Regions from separate parts of the Homo sapiens genome. Here region 1 is linked to region 2. The links are chromatin loops, found by intact Hi-C in ENCODE. Cell type or tissue: HepG2. All regions are shown on one strand.

Region 1 (8,000 bases), 190 kb before region 2:
ACCTGGAGGAATCTATGGTTCATGCAGATAAAGGCAATAGCCTAAGGGATAGAGAATCCTAGATGGCTGGAAAACTACATAAAGCAAGCTGCCTGCTACCCTGAAACATACACCTCAGACTGTTAGATGAAAGGAAAATAAACTCTTATTCTCTTTAATCCACTGAATTTTTTCTGGGGCTATTTGTTAGAGAAATTTAGCCTTAACCTAACTAAAACAAGCACCTCAAGTATAGAACCTAAAACCTACAAGCTCCTCAAAAGCTTGAAAAGATATTTGAATTCTTGCCCTTATCCCCAAAATTAGTAGCTCCAAAATATGAAAAAAAAAAAAATGGCAGCAACTTTAAAGTCAGCATCGGCCAGGTGCAGCGTTCACTCCTGTAATCCCAGCACTTTAGGAGGCCAAGGTGGGCAGATCGCTTGAGCCCAGAAATTCAAGATCAGCCTGGGCAATATGGCGAAACCCTATCTCTACAAAAAAAAATTTAAAAATTAGCCGGGCATGGTGGTGCATGCCTGTAGTCCTAGCTACTCAGGAGGCTGAGGTAGGAGGGTCGTTTGAAGTGGAGGTTGCAGTAAGCCAAGATTACAGCCACTGCACTACAGCCTGGGCGACACAGTAACACCCTGTCTCACACACATACACACACAGAGTCAGCATTGATAAATGTTTACATGACTAAAAGCGTTGACATCATGTCAACACACCAGCTGCAACTCAACTTACATGTCATGTATAAATGTAGTAAAGTTTAATCATAAAAATGAAATGAATAATTCATTCCTAATGAACTTCAAATTTATCAAAATTATTTTAAAACAGTTTATAGCAAATAATTATGTTGAAGTACGGGTCATGTTATCATTTGATGTGATGTGGGGTAAAGCTCAAAGTAAAAGCACTTAGGTCCTAGCATGGCCTTGAATGATGCTACCTGACCCTGCTGTTTACTAGCTGAGTTACCTCCGTCAAGTTGTCCAAACTTCTGAGAGTTTTTCAGAAGTTTCCATTCTCTGAAAAATGGGAAGGGGGCAGAAAATAATACCTATTTTACAGGGTTGCAAAAAGAAAAAAATATATACTAGTTTTGAAAATACTTTACACACATTGTAGGAACGTAGGGGACGAGTAGTATTACATTATATATTTCCATAAAATCTCAGTGTTTGAAAGAAGTCTAAAAATCACTTAAGTGCCCACATATCAACAAACTTATCTGGAAAGATTTTTTTTAAACACCAATAGCAAAGCCTCTGTCTCCAAAGAGTCTCATTAAGTAGGCCTTGGAATTCCATATTTTTAAAGCTCCCCTATACATAAGATACTGATAGTGTTGGTTGCTTTCAATAGGTAAGAAGGGGGTGGCTGTATGACTGGATATGAAGAATTTTCACAAAATATTTTCTGAACTTCAGAATTTTGAACCACATGAATGTACTTTCATTTTGACAAGTAATCATATTTAAATTATTTAATAAATAACCAATAGATAAAATAAATGTTTCTGGGATGATTCTGGCCCTGATACAGTTTGGGAAGTAAGTTAATTTCCCTAACCACTCCTTCATGCAGGTTTGGTCTTCCCCACACCCCAGATTCCACTTGAACATTCCCAGTGTCTTCACTGCCCTTACCTTACAAAGCAGACCAGGAAGTTGGACAGCTATAATTGTTAGCGTATTGTTCTGTGTAAGTCTGTGTCAAAGTGAGGGATGCCGTAGACATCATCACATAGGTGGTGGCCACAGCATAATCTCTGACCCATAGCATAAGTGAATTCATCAACGACAGTGAGGAACTTGATAACAGGATTTACTGGATATAATTCTGGTGGGTCGCTGTCTGTCACCAAGACAGAAAACTGACATTGATTTTATCTTCAGATTTTTGCTTGACCTACCAATGTGATTGTGGCGCTGGTTATCAGGGAGCTCTCAAAATGGGATATGAGCCCTTGTTTAATCAGCATTGTGTCTGCCTTGTCCCTGATTCTTATTATCTAATGCAAATGGGCTTCCTTATTACCTAACATAGTAGGTTCAAGCTGGGAGAGCCAAACAAACTGAAGCTACAAAATGCAAGCAACTGAGCACTGTCTTGTCTTAGGGACAAAGTAAATAAATGCATCAATTCCCCAACACAAATGCACTACAATAACCAAAGACAGAAGAAATCACTTCCAAAGAATTGAATGGAAAGTGTTTAATTTTGTACTTGTTTCCACGATTTTGGAATGGAAACCAGTCCTTTCAACTCAGAAGACTATACCAATTGCCTCTATTTTCCCCACCTCCACTACCAAATTCCTATTATTTGTTCTCATCTGAATGGTCTGAAACTGTCAAGTAACAGAAAGGTTGTTATCAATACTGTATCTGCCCCAGATGGATTAGAGGAAGAATGATGTTTGTGGCTCTCTGTAATCCCTCCATAGACTCCAGGACTTTATGAGTTTCTCCAGGGAATGTGGCAAAGCCACAGGAAATCCCCAAAAGCAAAATGTTGCAGACTGCTCTCTGGTTTAGCCACCAAGCACAGAAAAAGTAATGCAGGCAAAAAAAAAAAAAAAAAAAAAAAATTAGAGAAAACTCTTCCTTGTCTGCAAATCAGAGGCAGTTGAGAGCATGAGTTGTTTTATTTCTCCTGAGGTCCACTGTTGCTTGTCAGTCTCTAAGGAACACATACCTTGATGCATGTCTTCTGTTTCCAGAGTGAACCCCAAAGCTTCAAGTAACCTCATATGGAGTCGGAGATGTGTACTGATGTTGCCTCCAGTCTCATTTTGTTTGTAAGCCTACAGATAGATTTGAGGGAGGCTTTGAACAACATCTTTATATTCTCTGTGCTTGAGTTCCTCTAAATTGAATGGCATTTGCCATTCACTTTCATCGTGGAATTGAGGGGAAGTAGCTACAATGGGATTTGTAAAAAAGATTTTTGAGCAGATTGTAAGGAGAGAACAGTGAGTCATAAAGTAGCCATTCTTTACTCTTTTAAGCAGTAATTTATATTTATTGAAATTCATAGTGCACACATAAGCTATGGGAAGACAGCAAGGGAAGCAGAGCATAGGTGAGTGTTCTAATAGAAACACAGAATAAGAAAACAGAATAATATTAGCTGAAAAATTCAAGTTCCTTGCATCAAAAAATTTAGGATCACAAGCAATATTATAGGCAATTCTGAAAATATTTTCTTTTTTCTACTCTGATGCATTTTGTTGGCATTTGTTGTATTAAAATCTCAGCAAATGCTTTATTAAAATGAATTTGGTATAAACAAAACAAAATTTTTCAGCCTATTTGTCACAATTGTAGAATGTTGGATTTTTAAAAAAGGACTTAAGGATGCCCAAAATATTTTATTTAAAATGCTCCTTACATGACACTCTGGGGACTGTTGTGGGATGGGGGGAGGGGAGGGATAGCATTAGGAGATATACCTAATGCTAAATGACGAGTTAATGGGTGCATCACACCAACATGGCACAAGTATACACATGTAACAAACCTGCACATTGTGCACATGTACCCTAAAACTTAAAGTATAATAAAATAAAATAAAATAAAATAAAATAAAATAAAATGCTCCTTACACTATAGGTGAATTGGGCAGAGAAATAAACACATTTTAGGTGGTCTTCCTAGAGCATCCAGGCCCTAAAATAACCTCAACTGACATTAACAGGGAGGTATCTTAAAATAAACTATAATTTACTGTCATTTTAACAACAACGACAGAGTTGAAACGAATGTTTGTATGCCATATTTGTGCCTAGAAATATTTTCAGACTATAAAACCATGCGTACATCAATATTTGGGAAATGTTTGTTTCTTTAAAAAAAACGGATATTCAGAGATGCTTTATGCCTCCTGGCAATTTTTGCTTCTTTTTGGATGAAAAGACGCTATACTATTTGTACTACATACAGAAACCGAGGAAACCTTGACGCTATTTGCCTCCTAATTTTAGTTTCTTTGAAGTCTGCATTCTGTTCCAATATATCAGCCTTGTATTAAACACCAAAACAGGAAAAGAAAGAAACCCCTATATCAAATACACAGAAGAGATAAACAAGGTGTTAATTTTTTCAAATATTATTTCTAGAGTTTTGCATACTACCTGCACACGCTCCACAGCAGGGAGGGGCGTTAAGAAGAGGTAAGCCTGGAGCACAGTGAAATGTGACCTTGCCACAACCCCATCAAAGGTCTGTTTGATTGATTTTTCTTCCCTGCAAACGATCGGAAAGTAGCAGTGACAGAACAAGTCCTTAAAATTCGACAATCACTAGGGCATACTTCATTTCATCACACAAATAGGGAGTTGAAAGGTCGCCACTAGTTCTATGGGTTTCCTCAGCAAGACAGACTCTTTAACACCCAAGTTTTGAAAGTATGAACTACAGTATTCCACAGATGATTGTGCCTGGTGTTTAAAAGGCCCCTGCAGAGGTCTAGTCAAAATATTTACATTCCTCTCTGAAACTGTAATGCAAAGGAAAAGGGAAAAATCGTGAGAGGACAAATCAAAAGAAAAACTTTCCTTCCCCGGCAACAAGAAAAGGTGTCAGGCCGCTGGGTCTTCTGCAGACAGCCCTGTTCTCTTGGTGTAGATCAGGTGCCCATCACACACTTTTCCAACGGACGTACATCTATAGCAAGGTGCATTAGCTGCATTCCGTGTCAAAATTAGGGCTGTATCCATTTCTGAACACATGTGGTTAACAGAAAGCCTCATCATCCCGCCGTAAGTGGGTGTGTTTAATTGTCCATGCGTGTTCCCCGAGGCGCTCCATGGACGCTGCAAATAGATGGGTGAGTGATGGGCACATATATTTTCTCCATAAAGTGCAGCCACTGGCTCAAAGTGAGGCAGACTCTGGCAAGGAAGAGAGTTCGAGGCTGGGTGGCGGCGAGGATGGGATGGGGGTGGGGAGGAGGAGCAGGAGGGGGCGATGATTAGCGAAGGAAATGACCCAACTCCCTCCCTTCTGTTTTCACAATCTGCGTCACACTCCTGTACGCTCCCGGCCCGCGGCGGGCGAGCGGGCGGCCGCGAACGCCGGGTCAGGCCGGGCACCAGCCTGGCGGTCGCCTCCCAAGCTCCGGGTCCGCCAGCCGCTCGGCTGCCCGCTGTAGGCCCCCTAAAGAAGCCGAGGTGGGCACTCGGCCTGGCGCCTGGGGGCCGAGCCCACGACCAGCAGAACTTCTCCCAACCCAGCGCCTCTCGACGTGGGACCGGCTGGGCTCACTGGGCTCGGGGCTCCGGTCGGCGAGGAGGCGCCGGGAGCGGGGAGTGGAGACTCTTTGGTCTCCCGGGCTGTGGCGGTGCAACTCCCGCCGCCTGCGTTCTAGACAGAAAAGCCCCTTCTGACCATGCATTAGTAGTACTACTCCATTATTCCTGTTAGAACAAGTTAAAAGTAAGGGTTGAGCCCAAAGGCCCCAGGAGGGGGGTCATGTGCGCCCCAGTCACTCAGGCTCCCCTCGCTTCTCCGGTTCGAGTTATGCCATCAAGCTAATATATTGTGACTGCTCTTCTCTCCTGTGACAAAGGCTTGCAGCTGCCTCCAAATCAATAGATGTCAAAGAAATATGAAAACAATCATGACACAAAACTTAAATCCTGGCTGGAGCCTACATAATCAGAAATGTGCTACTGTTCTTCAAGCCACCGATTAATTTATCCCAAACTTTAGTCAAATTTTTATTCCGGTACCTTTTTCCCAGCAGATCCTGCTACGTCTGTCGGGTTTGTAATGTAATTTGTAATTACTGCCCTTCATGTGGTCCGGTGCCTTGAACCATCTTTAATTAAAAGCATAATTAAGGGAAGATCTAAAGAAAGACAATTACCAGATGGTCTTTTTTTTAGAGGCGGTAGTTGCGCAGAGAGGGGCTCGGGGTCTGTCCCCGGGACCCCACGCCTTGGGAGGGGGCGGCGGGCCCGAACGGCGCCTGCGCACTGAGGAGGCCTTGGCCTGGCTTGCACCCCGGGTCCCTCCCTCACCCCACCGGGCCACACCCCGCCACACCCCGCCCTGGCCCTGAGGCTCCACCGAGGCCGCGCCCAGAGGTGAGCGCCAGCGTCCCCGCCGTGCAAAGAGACTCTGGCTTTCTTCGCTTTTCCCCGGGGGGTAGCGGGATGTGGGGGTGAGTCCCCAGCAGGGAGGCTGGGAGAAGATCAAGGCCGAGGCAACTTTCAAATCTGCGAAGGGGCCCCCGATCCGGGCCCATCCCGCCCTGCACGCGAGCCTGAGAGCTCTGAAGCAGAAAGAAGGAAAGGATGCGAGGGCTGGAAGGGAGACGAAGGAATGAGAGAAGAGCGTTTGCCCCGCCAGATGACAGCCTTGGGAGGAGGCCCTGGCCTAGGTCCTCCCTGACTGGGACTGACTAGGGTGGGAGCTGGGGGATCCTAGCCCTGCGGGCCTGGGAACCCCTGGGACAAAAAGACAGCCGGGGAGCGCCGTCGACCGCAGCCCCGTCGGTCAAAGTGGCCCCTTGACAGCTATTCTCTCGGCTTTCGGTTCCTCGGTGTCCATTGGTCCCCGGGATTTTCAGAATAAGTTCGGGGGAGGGGAAGAAACCCACTCTCCACTCCTATCCCATCCCCACGTCCCCGAAATGAATAATGCAGGCAGGAGCCAAGATTTCTGCATTAGCGCCACGTTGCCCCGGCGGCTGGCGCTAGGATCCCGAAGTCGGATAATGGAAATTAAACTGTTGTTGTGTGGCGGGGATGTCATTATGTGACTGTTCATATTCAAAGTCAGGCAGCAATGAATTGTAATCATTTCAATTATCTTCAATACACTTTCTTTAGGACACAAGTTGTCAAGGATAAAAAAAAAAAGTACATTCTTGCGGCTCCGTGGGTCCATTTTCCAGATGGTTTGTTACTCTTGCTGCCTGATTTAGTTTCGGCTTTTATTCCCCAGCCTCAGATTCTCTTGCAGAGACTCCGCCGGAGTGAGCGGCTTCTCTGGCGCTGCGGGCCGGCTACGCTGGTCGGCAATCGGCCTCCGTGGGCCTGGCGTGCGCATTTTGGTTGCTTTCAGGTATAATTAACTTTGAACAACAAATATGCCTGGAGCTCTGGATCTAGTGTCCCCTTGGGGAAGGGGGCCGTCGTATTATACTCTGCGTCCTTCCCAGCCTGGGGCGGGGTGGGGGCTGGCTGCAGCAGCTGCACCCACTCCCCAGGCCAGCGCTGCGCGTCAGAAAAGCATGTGCTGGGCTGTACCCACTCCTCCGACAGAGCCCGGACCCTCTCCTTCCAACCCAGAGAACTCAGGGAAAAGCCGGGATCCCCGGAGCCTGCCGTCCTTTGTTGAAATTACCCTCTGCCCAATGTTCGCTCCCTCCTGTGCCTGAACGTGGGGCTGCGACAAGTTGGATGTGGTGTCCTTGAAGTATCCCTTCGAGCGCCCTCCGCCCCCAGACTGGGCAAAAAGAGTAGGGGTCGCCTTTGAAGCCCAAGTCCGCGGCTCCTATTTGGACTAATCCCGATCTTTACACTAATATCGCCTCTCGGGTTTTCATTATACTCATTTGGGAGGAAATGAGCTTTTGCTGGGCAAATAGCACCCTGCACCCCACTTCTCATAGCTGTGCAGGCCCGGGGCCTGAACAACCCCGCAGGCAATCCGGGAGCTGCCGATATTATATTTGTGAAATGTCCTTTTGTTGAGGCTTTTAACACCTTCTTATAACGAATCATTTGTTCTTTTCTCTTTAATTTTGATAGACAATTAGCCATCAGAGATACACCAGTTGACTGTAACCGAGCATTAAACTCGCCTTTATGTAACGCTAATTTAGCATAGCTGCTTTGTTTAACTTTGCTATATAAGAACCAGGTTTTGTAGCAAAAAAAAAAAGGTGTAATTTTATGTGGGGCTTCATTTCTTTTGGCCCTGTACACAGCTAGCCCTCTCCTCTTTGTGAAGCGTTCTGCTGGGGCCTGACGCCATTTCCCGTGCCTAGCACCTGCA
Region 2 (8,000 bases):
ATTATTCTTAATTGTCTTTAATATGTTCAATCACGTGGGCACACTAAGTATAGAAAAACATAGTTTGGAAATGCCTATTTTTTCTAAGGCAATTTTTCATTCAATGGTGAGAAAATAATCCAGATTGATTCCTTACTTTCAGTTCTGTGCCACAGGGGATGGTCCTACTCCAGGAATAACAGGGGCTTCAGAGGCCATAAACATGTTCCTCTCAATATTTCTTTAGCCAAAGACCATTATATCAAACTCATCCAGGTTGGGTTTCAGCCAGTTATTCTTCACCCAAACAAAAATGTCTGCCAGACATTCCAACAGCTGGGATACAGTTCACAATGAGTCAACTTGAAAATGATTCATTGTGCTGAGTACTGAACAATGTTGGGGTGGGGGTGGGGTGTGGCTGGGTTGGTAGTAAAGGGTGAGAACAAGTGGGAGATGAAGAATAACCATGTGGCTCCCCCATTAAGAAGAATCATGGATAATAACCAGCAGGCTCTTATCATTTCATTTTTAGGATAAACTCAACTGGGAAGAGTACTCCTGTCATGGACCCTCAGATGAACAAGCATTTATAAAGGCTACTGACAATATTTCTTAATCAAAAGGTCAGATTTCCTTTTATCTATAAATAAAAGACTAAGCCTTTTTATCTAAATATCTGAAACTAAAATGATACAAGTCAATTTTTGTTAGAACTCATCTATTCAAGATTTCAGTGATATAAACTAGGACTTTCTCAATTATATGAATAACAGAAATTGCAAGGTTTAAAGATGAGATAAATTTCCATTCTGATAGTACATAAGCAAAGTACTGTGTATTTAAATGGTCAACCTGACATTTGCTTATTTCAAAGAGGATTTACTTCTTTCATTTAATCTTAACATTTACTAATAAACCATTTTACATCCTATAATGTTTATCAACTTTATAAGTCTTTTAAAGGTAGTTTGTGGGAGATTTAAAAAAATCAGTTATCCACTTCGAAAGGGAAAACTAGTGAATTCTAACTGAAAAATATGCACAGCCTAGATTTCACAATTTTCCAGAAACTCATTCATGTATTTCATTTATTATATTTCTAAGTTTCACAGGTTTGCATCATAGTCATTAACTATAAACAAGAGTCTATTGAAAAAACTTCCATAAAGTATTAGTACAAGAATAATTTTTCATCATACTATTACCATAAAATTAGTTATATAGTTTCACAGTGATCTTACTGCTTTCTGCACATTTATTTTGCAAAATTATTTGTATAATGTGGCAGACCAGATTAATTGTGAAAGTTGTAGGGATATCTGAAAAACATTTATAGAATAAAAAGCAATGGAAATTACATAAGAATAACATCTAAGTTTCTGACTGAGAAAATGTTTATTTTTACTATAAACTTATTCAACCTTCTAGTTATGTGTAGGAGCATAAAAGATATTTGGGCTTATAAACGTATGTGTTTTAAAAAGTTAAAAAAATTGTTATAGATTACTTCTGCACCTCCAAGCTTCATAAGGAATATGGTCTATTGATGTAATCTTACCTTAAAATCATTCTTGTCAAAAAGTCTTTCAAATAATAATATTAATACTAAATGGTCTTTTAGATAAAAGCAGGTGAATTTACTTAGAAGAATATAAAATTAACAGCTTAAAAAACCCATAAAAGCATAATAATCACAATTCACTTTAGCAGGAATACACTATGGATAATAAATTGTCATAATATAACCAGCAGTGTTCAGAAAGCTTTAGCATAATGATCTGAGCAGAGGCCTTGAAACTGGAACATCCATATTCTCATTTTAACAGATTCCAAGTGTTTTTATGTTATTCACCAAGATGTAAAACCCCTTTGGTCTTCAGTATATATTAATAGATAGAAATGGAGAAGTAGAGGCATTTGTACGTCAATTACTTAAATTTGAACATAATCTTTGCATTAATTTTCAAGTTGTTACAATATCGTTTCCAGTACGGAACATTTCAGTAAGGACATTCAGAATTCACCAATCTGGGTAAATTAATGCTTATGGTGTATGTATGTTATAATGACATCACCCAAGTATGTACAATGATATTGCCACCCCTCCTCCTTGCCCATCTGGATATTAAAATGTAGGATGGCTCAAAAATCCTTCTTATCCTAGACAAATCTCCCTGCGCTCCTGGGTGAGAGTTGTCAGCTCTGGATAGTAGCCAAGACATGACTAGGAGGGAAGCCAGAAGAGAGGAAAGCCAGTGTCCAGGAGTTTTAAGAGTTTGCTGGCAATCTCAAATAGCATTGTATTAAGTTACATAAAGGGCTCTTAAAGTTTTCTGTTGCAACATAATTTAATTAATCATTTAAATTTAAAATATGTCAAATGGTGTTGCAAATAAGCAAAGCAAATCAGATTGTCCAGTCTTCTACCTTTGTATTTCAATTTTAATTTCAAAAAAAAACCTTCAGAGTATTTGTTTTGACTGTTCTCTGTTTGGTTTCATAGAGTGTTTCCTGTTTGCCATTATACAATGGTAATACATTTTTTATTAGGGTAAAACAAATCTGTTAAATGGATTTTAAATTAAGGAAGATTAATTTAATGCTCCCTTTCAGATCAAAGTTCTTAAAGTCAAAACTATGAATTTTGTTAAGAGATAAAAATTTAATCACTGCCATTTAAAGCTCCTACAATTTTCTAATAAAAATGGTTCAGATATCTACTTAGAGTTACCAAGTAACAATCAGAATACCTTAAACCCTCAATATTTCCTTATTTTCCCAAAACTAATTATCTCAACAGTATAAAAGATGCAATTTGTACGAACACAAAATATATTTCCAGAAAAAATTTTAGTAAGAGGATTAAGAAGTAATTAACCAATAACTTAATTATCAAGAAGCTTGAAAGGGGTAAATCAATCAACATAAAGCATTTATGCAACGCCTCAAGTAAGAGCAAGTTCCTGAGTTACTCTATACTATTTAAGAAAGATAGGAAAAATAATATGAAAGGAAGAGCTCTCATTTGAGTATGGCACAAATAACAGATTTGGGGCTATAATAGCCCGAAAGCACTATTAAGTTAATTTTGAAGACTTAGATAAATATTTAAGTTACTTTACGTTTGACCATAATACATGATGTAGTGGTTGTGTGTTGGGAGAGAGCGGGGAGGGGAGTACCCACAAGAAAAGCAAGTATGTCATAATCAACAGTTCAATTTATAACATTTTCTGAAAAATGATATGCAGAGAACATGAATATAGGAGAACTTAAGACCTTTCTTTGTTCTGTAATCCAAAAAATAAGCTTGGATCCAAGGATAAATATGGGGATATTTAATAAGACATTTATTTTTCCATGCTTATTAGGTTTTCCATTCTACAGTAATCAAGACTGTGAAATAATAAAAAGTTATTTATACTACATTTTTAACTTTTTACAAACTTGTCCCACTTCCTCCAGAGTTGTCACTTGCTTCTGTGGATTAGATTTTTATTTTATTAAAAAATATTTGATAGTGGGAAAATAATTCTGTTCATAATCATGAAATTTAGAATATTTGTAATAAACTGATGACGGTATTAGATTAAATCTTTCCAGATTTAACACGGAACTTCAAGTCATGGTTAATTTTAGAATACAGAGGAACTTCTGTAAATTAAAAAAATTCTAAATGTAACATTATCTGCCTAGCATCATATAGTAATATTCACATAGGAAAACTGTAAAACAAACATATTTTGGTTCTTTATCCTAAAGCTCAAAACGTATCCACAAAGGGGCTAATGGCAAATATTCCTAACCTTGATGGTGAAAAAAACTGCTAAGATATCAAATTTTACTAGGAATAGGCAATGGAGCCACAACTTTTTGTGTTTTCTACATGGTCAAATACTCAATATTCTAAATTTTGATATGAAAATATTGGTTCTTTATAATTGAGACTTTTTTTAAGAACACATTGTTTTACTTTCAGAAATATTGTTTATATTATATTTACACTGGCTTCAAATATTCAAATAAACATACTTTGCAGAACATTTATTTATATTAGTTTTGTTTCTTTTTCAGTAAGTTATTCTATAAAACATTACAAAAACTTACATATTCTGAAAAGTCAGAAATGGGATGAACAAAATACTGAAATGAATAGGCTGGACAGAATAATGGTATAATATTCAAAATTAATTGTAGGCATTTTTCTTAACTATACATCTAGTTTCATATTAAGAAATCTACCCACAGAAAAATTTGTCTTTCATGATTAAAAATGTTTTATGGGAAACTTCCTAAATCAGAAATCTTTTTTTAGTACTTTGATACTTGAAACCCTAAAATGCAATTCACAGATGTCCAAAAGCTCACGCCCTGCCTTGAAAAACAATTGCTAATATCCAAATATCAAACAGAGCATCCAGCTGATGTTTGTGATGCAGTAGCAGGTTAAAGATACTAAAGTTTAAAATCAGCTTAGAATAATCCCATATTGAGTATAAAATTATAGCCTGTCATCAGGAGCAGGTTGACAAGAGCCAGGTCCAGATGGGAGACTGGCTGGGAAAAAGGCTGAGGCAGGTGGGAAAATGATGGGAACCTGACGGAAGACAGAACTACTCCCTCTGCTGGCAAGGTCCTCACCTGCTTGAATTTTGAACAAATGACTAGCTTTTCTTTAATTATTTAAGATACTATCAATAAATTATGTAAGGTGCCCCCCTTTCAGTCTGCGCATTTTCAAACTCAGGGTGTCTTATTTTCACCAGATCAATTTGGCAAAAATATAAAGATCCAATGTTTCACCAGGAGGTCAAATTATTTATCTTGTAATTTAAGTGCATCATAAACATAAAATATAGCATTGCTTTTATAATATAAGGCCTTTAAAAATTAAGAATGCCTTTGAATTATGTTTGTTGATATATACACTTTCTTGAAGAAAAAAAATTCTTGGGCTACAGACTTCACAATCTCTTTCTCAGGCTCTGCATAATGCCCCGTAATGAAATAATATAGAAATGAACCATATAAATCAACTATACAGGGAACAAGGAAACAGCATGTCACAGCAAAACAGCATAGATGTACAGCGCCAAACCTATCTGATAATCTAATGATCTGAGTTTACAGATATTATGTACTAATATGTAAGAAATTAAGAACTAATGTTGACACAAAAAGTTTGCTAAATTTTACAGAAAAATTATTCAATATTTGATTTTCAATGTAAGTTAATAGCTGCAGCAAAAACATTTAGTAAAAATCTGTTCTAAGATTTTGGCCTACAACCAGAAGCTCCCAGAACAGGAGGGATCAGCTTTTTCACCCACTGTTCTCATCTGAATCCTGGCTTAAAAGCTATTCCAGCTCCCAGCTTTCCAGAAGGCTCCATCCCAGGAATCCTTGCCTGCCATTTGGTTTGCTGATTTTAATCTCTCAGGACTTTCTTACAGTGGCTCTACTATGCTGAACTGGCACTTGCTTCTAGAAGTGAGTTATTATTAAACCTGTAGGTCAATTGTGGCACTAACAACTCTTTGGAAGCTTTCAGCCACAGTGTACAATTTGCTAGTCTAATTAAATATTAATTCTAAGTGTTACATTTTGTGGCTAAGAGCTTTTATTTTCTATCATCAGCCTGGAAGAAAAAGAGGTTACAAGCCTAATTTAATCTCTCCCCTGTCCTTCCCAACATTAAAGATTAACTACATAGGGTGCGAAAACATTATTAAAGAAGCAAGAACTCTTCATATAGCAATAATAATGTAATTAATAGGAAAGGGATAAAACATAACACTAGGACATAATATCTGACGTGGTACTTAAACAGCTTTAAATTGTAATTGTTTACAAGCATGTTTGGTCTCAACATTAAAAAATAAGTATCATTCACATTTGATGACGGTAATCTTTCTTTAAGGGAAAGTACGTAACCAAGTATATAAATAGGAATAATTCAAAACTCATGTTTTCTCACAGGTATTTTTCAGATATCTTACAATGCCAAAGAAAAAAATTTAGTAATTTTATTTGTAAAATAAATGAAAAATTAAATAAAGTTGTACTTGTTTTCTATACACAAAAAGTGATATAGAAGATAGTTTATGATAAAAATAATGTAAAAGATCATTTCCCCTCTTTTTCTCCTACCATATTCATGTAGCTTGAACACACAGGGCTCCCCACACCCCCTTCTGCTCCCAGAACAGTTGTGTCCATCCTTGGACACTGGGCATTATAAAGATGATGCAGTCCAGCAGCCAAAGATTCCATATGTCCAAACAGATGACTCAATCTCCATACCGTGATGAGACATTTCACTATTTATATCATTGATACATTTGAAAAGTTTGGCCCTAAATAGCCCTTTAGCTAATAACTACTACCATTATAGGAACTACAGAATGAATAACAGTATGAACAAGAACATCACAAAGTTATTTTAGAGAAAGGAAAAATATTTTAAACCAAATTTTTTTTATGGTTTACTGAATATGTTTTGGTTAGATTAAGTGTAATGAAAGGTTTCTGAATCGTACTTCTCTTTTAAAGATGAAAATGACAATTTAAAATATATCCTTACTGACGATTTAAAATATATCCTGTTCTTATTCAATATGCATATTTACACAAAGACAAAGTTATACATATACTACTATGCTTAATATAGACAGAACTTTATAGATAATTTAGAGTTTGTGTAAAAAGTTTCAATCATCCTTGTCCAAAAAAGTAAATTAAATATATACGTATAACGCACACAAGCTATGATGTGACTTTAAAAATTAACCGGGTATCAGCATGTGTAGTCTGAAACAAGAAAAAAAGCTTGAGCTGTAAGAATTATAAGTCCAAAGTCTATGGTAGAAGGACTGAAACACAGACTATTTGTTATTTTAAAGAAAAACAGATTCTGTTTACAACTTACTATACTGACACAAAGTCACTGGAATTTGATAAATATGATGTAAAACTGAAATGGATATAATATAATTTAGTTCATTTTAAAAACTGCTTCTTTTTAAACTCTTAAATACGTAAATTTCTTATAATCAATTTCAGAGTCGTTAAGAAGATCTGAAAACATTAAAGGCAGATTCTCAGTTAAGAATATTCTGATTAAGAAAAGAATTCATAAAAAATGACACTCTGAATATCTGGCTTTATCCTTTAGTAACTGTAGCTATGATCAAGAGATTAATCTGTAATTTTCATCCCTAACTATTCTTCTTAATAAAGTGCATTTAAAAAGATCATTTGAAATAAAGTTAGATGACTGAAGGTGGTGTTATGCTTAGATCAACAATTAGATAAAAAATATTTTCCCAAAATTTATAGCTGTAAACTCACAAAAGTATATTTTTCTTCACCATGCAATTATTCTTAGTTCTTGTTTTAAGAATAAAAGATTTCACACTGAGAGAAATTCACAAGGCCATTGGAGTCCACATTTCATAATCCCATATTAGTGGTTAGTTCTAAAGCGGTCCATTGCTAGACTTAGAGTTTAGCTGCTAAAATACTCAGCATGAACAAAAAAGTTTATGGATGTGAAAAGGTTTGTTCTGAATTTCTCTACATAGAAACATACTGTATCATTCACTTCAGTAGGTTCAAAGCTCTAATACATTAATGTTATAGAAGATTAATTTGAAAACACATCAATTAAAATAACACACTAAATAAAATCTCATTCATTTTTCAAGAGACATATTTTAAAAAGGCCCTTTCTCCCTCCTTTTCGTCAGAAAATGAATTTTCCTTGGTATAAGCTAACATGCTGGTAATAGTTTTCTTCAATGAGATAGCTGGGAAAAAATTCTACAGATCAAATTATTATAAAACAGTGGGTATATGACAAAAATTGAATAAGGCTATTAATTGATCAAGTGTCAATGATGACAAATGAAAATATGCTATAGGCTAGTTTCAAATCTGAAATTTGGTTGAATAAAGGAAAGCTAAATAGTTTACCAACTACTGTTCTCTAGACAAGTACATTAAACTCTGGCAATACT

What was found. Peaks named below come from ENCODE experiments on the same cell type or tissue, not always from the same donor. Only the 100,000 strongest peaks of a DNase experiment are listed, where the experiment ranks them.
Region 1: a loop joins it to region 2, with 5 times the contacts of the local background. A loop is called at or near these places in 9 of 110 quality-filtered maps.

The regions. Positions count from the first base shown.
Region 1 is chr11:31,824,296-31,832,295 of GRCh38, reverse strand. All of the region lies in intron 1 of PAX6-AS1 (PAX6 antisense RNA 1), which reads right to left. It overlaps PAUPAR (PAX6 upstream antisense RNA), which reads right to left and starts at 5,729. Exons shown (of 1, transcript NR_117094.1): 1 at 2,993-5,729. RefSeq lists an enhancer at 5,056-6,480. In HepG2, no CTCF peak of the experiment used is centred here; no DNase peak of the experiment used is centred here; H3K27me3 peaks cover 5,303 bases.
Region 2 is chr11:31,638,271-31,646,270 of GRCh38, reverse strand. The region is part of intron 7 of ELP4 (elongator acetyltransferase complex subunit 4); the gene reads right to left. Among named protein-coding and RNA genes, the nearest start is that of ELP4-AS1, 130 kb to the left of the region's middle. RefSeq lists silencers at 204-404, 2,116-2,410 and an enhancer at 1-747. In HepG2, a CTCF peak has its summit at 4,599 (motif pointing left); a DNase peak (open chromatin) is centred at 4,590.